2 separate regions of the Homo sapiens genome follow, and region 1 is linked to region 2. Evidence: chromatin loops called from intact Hi-C (ENCODE). Cell type or tissue: PC-3. All regions are shown on one strand. Each heading gives the region's core, and the rest is flanking DNA. Links, peaks and the distances in the headings are about the cores only. Region 1 overlaps LYRM7 (LYR motif containing 7). Region 2 has its middle 5.4 kb from the start of CDC42SE2.

Evidence for each region. Peaks named below come from ENCODE experiments on the same cell type or tissue, not always from the same donor. Only the 100,000 strongest peaks of a DNase experiment are listed, where the experiment ranks them.
Region 1: a loop joins it to region 2, with 4 times the contacts of the local background. A loop is called at or near these places in 40 of 110 quality-filtered maps.

Annotation. Positions count from the first base shown.
Region 1 is chr5:131,186,391-131,189,317 of GRCh38, reverse strand. LYRM7 (LYR motif containing 7) reads right to left here. Exons shown (of 5, transcript NM_181705.4): 4 at 2,209-2,290. Among named protein-coding and RNA genes, the nearest start is that of LYRM7, 17 kb to the right of the region's middle. In PC-3, for the core only: no CTCF peak of the experiment used is centred there; no DNase peak of the experiment used is centred there; H3K27ac peaks cover 499 bases.
Region 2 is chr5:131,257,239-131,260,165 of GRCh38, reverse strand. It overlaps a transcript of CDC42SE2 not described here. Among named protein-coding and RNA genes, the nearest start is that of CDC42SE2, 5.4 kb to the left of the region's middle. In PC-3, for the core only: no CTCF peak of the experiment used is centred there; a DNase peak (open chromatin) is centred at 1,235; H3K4me3 peaks cover 923 bases; H3K27ac peaks cover 971 bases.

The sequences.
Region 1 (2,927 bases), core at 337-2,836, 71 kb after region 2:
GTGCCCACCACCATGCCTGGCTAATTTTTTGTATTTTTAGTAGAGATGGGGTTTCACTGTGTTAGCCAGGATGGTCTCGATCTCCTGACCTCGTGATCCGCCCGCCTCGGCCTCCCAAAGTGCTGGGATTACAGGCGTTGAGCCACCACGCCTGGCCTTTGTTTTTGTTTTTGAGATGGAGTCTCACTCTGTTGCCCAGGCTGGAGTGTGGTGGCATGATCTTGGCTCACTGCAGCCTCTGCCTCCCACATTCAAGTGATTCTCCTCCCTTACTTCCTGAGTAGCTGGAATTACAGGCATGCGCCACCATGCCTGGCTAGTTTTTGTATTTTTAGTGAAAATGGGGTTTCACCATGTTGCCCAGGCTCGTCTTGAACTCCTGACCTCAAGTGATCCACCCGCCTCGGCCTCCCAAAGTGCAGGGATTACAGGTGTGAGCCACTGCACCCAGCCTACAATAAAGCTTTTGGAAGAAAGCACAGGAGAATCTCTTCACGATCTTGCTTGAGCTAGTCAAAGATTTCTTTAATAGAATTAAAAAGCACTAATTATTAAGAAATCCATAAATATGACTACATTAAGAACTTCTCACAGAAAGATAACATTACCAAAGTGAAAAGGAAAGCCACAAAGTAGAAGATTCTTGTAATACATATACCCACCAAATTTCTATATTCAGAACATACAAAGAAATCCTTTAGATCAACAATAAAAAGGCAGACAACCCCTTAGAAAAATGGACAAAAGACTCAAACAGGCACTTCATAAAAAAGAATATCCAAATGTCCACTAAACAACTGAAAAGGTCCTCATCATTCATTAGTTACCAGAGAAATATAAATTAAAATCACAATGTGATACCACCACATATCCATCAGAAAGGCCAATTTTTTTTTTTTTTTTTTTTTACATGTGGCTTGTTTTACATGTTGGTTACATGGGTATTTCATTTTATGAAAATTCACTGAGCTATACAATTACAAATTGAGTACTTTTTTGTTTGTATGTTATACTTCCATAGTCTGCTTAAAAAACAAAGCCTTTCAATATATATATTTTTTGAGGCAGGGTCTTACTCTGTCGCCCAGGCTGGAGTACAGTGGCATACTCGCGGCTCATTAAGGCCTCAACCTCCTGGGCTGAAGTGATCCTCCCACCTCAGCCTCCCTACTAGCTGGAATTACAGGTGTGCACCACTGCATCCTGATAACTTTTGTATTTTTTGTAGAGGCGGGGTTTTTTCATGTTGCCCAGGCTGGTCTTGAACTCCTGGGCTCAATCTAGACTCCTGCCTTGGCCTCCCAAAGTGCTGGGATTACAGGAATGAGCCACTGCACCTGGCCAACAATTTTGAATGTCATCTTTTTGTTGTTACTGTCCCCAAAGATACTTTAGAGAATAAAAACAAAATATTATGTGAAATGAGATTTTGCTGAAGCACCATCTGGAGTCTCGAGATATGATGGAGGATCCTCAACTATATTTCCATTTCCTATAATCCTAAATCTTCTGAATTAAAATAACTAATTATAGGCCAGGTGCAATGGCTCATGCATGTAATACCAGCACTTTGGGGGGCTGAAGCAGGTGGATCACCTGAGGTCAGGAGTTTGAGACCAGCCTGGCCAACAAAGTAAAACCCTGTTTCTATTAAAAATACAAAAATTAGCTGGGCATGGGTGGTGTGTGCCTGTAGTCCTAGCTAGTTGGGAGGCTGAGGCATGAGAAATGCTTGAACCCAGGAGGTGGAGGTTGCAGCGAGCCAAGATCGCACTACTGCACTCCAGCCTGGGCGACAGAGTGAGACTCCATCTCAAAAAACCCAAAAAAAAAACAAAAACAAAAAAACAAAAAACAAAACTCATTATAGAGTAAAAGGTAAAGAAATAGTCTAGGTAAGTGATAAATGATGCCAGAAAAATTAAGAACTGTAAATAAATATGATAAAAATATATAGTTGTACTGTCTTCATAATTAGTGTTGAAATATAAGAAGATAAAAATAAAAAATAAAAATTGAAACAAATGTGGCAAAACAAAGTTTCATAATTCAGTCTTATAGACTATAACCTTGTAAAATATATATGCTATATACCATATTGTCTGGCAAAATCAAGCTGTTTTATCACTCAGCATTACATGTGCTATAATTATTCAATATTTTAAAACACATTGCAGTTAGAAACCATTTTTCTTTAATTTTACTTACTCAGTGTATTGTGGTCTGTGTGAATACCTTGTATAACAGATGTTCTGAGTAATAATTCAACATCAGAACCTATTTTCATTAGCTGTTAAGAAAACCAAACAAATAGAGTAAGTCCTTTAGGTGTTTCATATGAATGTACTGTTTTTGAAAACGATAGTTTTACTATAATTTCTTTTCAAGTAATACAGTAGTTTCTCCTTATCTGCAGTTTCAGTTATCCGTGGTCAACTGTGGTCTGAAAATATTAAATAGAAAATTCCCAAAATAAATAATGTATAAGTTTTTAATCACATGTCACTCTGAGTAGCATGATGAAATCTCATGCCATCTGCTCCAGCCTGTCTGGGATGTGAATCATTTATTTGTCCAGCATATCCATATTGTATACACTGTCCACCTGTGGTCACTTAGTAGCCATCTCGGTTATCAAGATTGACTGTTGCCACACTGCAGTGCTTATATTCAAGTAACTCTTATTTTACTTAATAATGGCTCCAAAGCACAAGAGTACTGTGTCTAATTTATAAATTAAACTTTATCATAGGAAAGTATATATAATAAAAACATAGTATATAGGATTTGGTACTATCAGAGATTTGAGGCATCCACTGAGGATCTTAAAATGTATTCCCCAATGATAAAGGGGGACTACGGTACTGCTTTTAACTTTTTATAACCATTCCAACTAGTATAGAAAGCTCAGATATGCATATAGTTTT
Region 2 (2,927 bases), core at 108-2,607:
TAAGACCAATAATATTACCTACCTGTGAGGTCTGTTGTGAGAAATATATAAGAGAACTCAAGTAAAATCGTTAGCCTTAGCCTTGGAACAGGCTGTGCTGGTAAAAGCTAGTTATTATCATTACACAAGCATATAATTAAGCTCATTGTTCTACATTTGTAATACTGAGAAAATGGCTCATAAAAGGCCCCAAATGGGATGGTATGAGTTCTACATCAATATAGTATAATGTTTAAATAAATGAACATTTTTAAAGGGGCACTAACATTTCTTCTGCCACCACAACGTGCCAGACACAATTCCAGGCAACAAAGGAAGCTAAGAGAAATAAGGCTCAAACTTAACACAGCTTTACAGTTGAATGACAAGAGACACATTTAATAGATAACTACATTCAAAGTAGTATGACCATATTTCCTGATTTATCAGGAATCTCTTGTCCTGGCTTAAGAGTTATTTGTGTCTTCTTTCATTCTCAGTTGTGTCTAGGTCTGCTGATAAATTAGATGATCATTCCTAACTAGATGTATGTACTAACTGCTTGGGATACAAGAGAAGAAACCACCAGTTCTGTGTAAAGCTATAGAGACTTAAATTGCTTCTTTATAGGAACATCTGAATGAGTCAAGTGAATCAAAAGAAAGAGGAAAGGCAGAGGGAAGATTTAATTGTTATTTTTCTGAGTCAGAACTACAAAGCTTTCTATACTTGTGCTGTGAACATTAACTAATAGCAAACTTAGTAAATCCACTTGACCAATGTTATATAAATTACTTTTGGAATTTAGTATTTTTTTCCTAAAGATATAACAGGCATACTCCAAGAAACAAATTATTCAACATGTATTTGTTTATGTATACAACATACAGTATATCTATTGAGTGTATATTATGTATACATGGTCTGTTTTTAGTGTGATAGAAGATACCAAAAAAATTATAAGGTACAGGCAAGCATCATAAAATCTAATGGCAAACCCCAGATATCTTAGCTAATTAGTCAATAAGGTAATGAGACATATGGCACATGAATTGTGATTTGGGAAGATTGAGAAAAATCAGGAATTGTGGAATTTATTGAGAAAGGAGAAAATAACCAACTGTCAGAATAATCATGGACAGTGGCCCTTTCTGTGACTGAAGCAGCCAAAGATAGGAAGGCAAGCTAAGTCAAACTTTGCTTTACACTCTTACCTGTGGCTGACCCTTGCTGCTCATCAAACCACAAATATTCATTGAATGCCTGCTGTTTGCCAGGTAGCATACCGAGTGCTGTGGAAAAATTCAGTATAAAGCATGGTCTTTGTCTTTAATGAAATGTCACACATCAACATTTGAATAAATAGACACAGTAGCTTTATGAATGTGGTTGAGGGGATCACTGAGGTCTGAATTAGTTAGAAAAGTTTTTTCAAAGGGAAAGGAATTCGAGGTGGGTCTCTGTGAAGAAGGTAGTCAGATCAGTGTTTCCCAAACTATGTATTGCACACCTCTCGTGGTGTGGGAGATGATTTTAGGTGATACACTTCACTGGGGATGGGAAGTGGAAGGATGGAGAGAGGTAAATTAGGGTACATGCAGCTTGGCTAGCTTCAATACATAGCCTGTGATCCAATTGCATTGCAGCCCCTCACCTCAAAAAAAAAAGTTAGGAATTGTAACAAAATGCCTCTGGGGACAACAAGATAAGAGGAAGGGAGCCTTTGGGGTCACTCTGCTATGTCAAGTTACAGACTAAGTAACCAAGAACTCCTTTTTCTTTTTTTTAAACAGCTAACATCTATATATGGCAAGTAATACCAATTTTACATATATGGTAGTAATACAAGTTTCCTTTATATGTTTGTTAAAGTTAAAAATATGAGTCAGCTAAAAGAGACTTAACAAGTAAACAATAATGGTGATAAAGCTTGTGGTAGATTTCACACAGAAAAAAAAACAATAAAGAGAAAGGGGATGTGGCACTAATTTAGGAAGCACAAAGCTTAGTGAGCAAAAGTTCAGAAACTGACATCTTAAAGGTGTGTTCCCAGGGAAAGCAAGAACCACAATGGATCTTGAGTTGAGTATTGGCAGGCTGGCATACAAGAGTGGGGAAAGATGAAGTCCAAAAGGCAGATAACAAGAGGGAGTGGACTCTGCTGGCAATTAAGACTCAGCACCAGGGCTGCAGAGGAGAGGATACTTCTCCCCGTATCTTGAGGAAGCCCCTTAGCACGGAAGAACGAGCAGAACTAGCACCAGTGTGTGTTAGGAAGCCATTCAGCAAGCACCAGGGGGTCTCCCATCTCTTTGGTTCACCAGGAATCCAGGAAGAGGAGAAACGGAATATCTTGTTAGATGGTCTCAAAGCACCGGGAGATTTGGTGCCCTTAAATTTAGCAGGTGGGGCCGAGCGCGGTGGCTTACCCCTGTAATCCTAAAACACTGGGAGACCAAGGCAGGTGGATTGCCTGAGCTCAGGACTTTGAAACCAGCCTGGACAACATGGTGAAAACTCATCTCTACTAAAATACAAAAAATTAGCCAGGCATGGTGGTGCGCACCTGTAGTCCTGGCTACTTGGGAAGCTGAGGCAGGAGAATCGCTTGAACCTGGGAGGCAGAGGTTGCAGTGAGCCAAGATCGTGCCACTGCACTCCAGCCTGGGTGACAGAGCAAGACTCTGTCTCAAAAAAAAAAAAAAAAATTAGCAAGTGGAACAGAAATCTTGCCACTTCCTCCTAGCACAGAGATATACATGTTGCTTTCATAAAGAAAGTTCATCATGAGGCCGGGCACGGTGGCTCATACCTCTAATCCCAGCATTTTGGGAGGCCGAGGCAGACAGATCACTTGAGATCAGGAGTTTGAGACCGGCCTGGCCAACATGGTGAAAACACTTCTCTACTAAAATAATAATAATTTTTTTAAAAAAGAAAGTTCATGG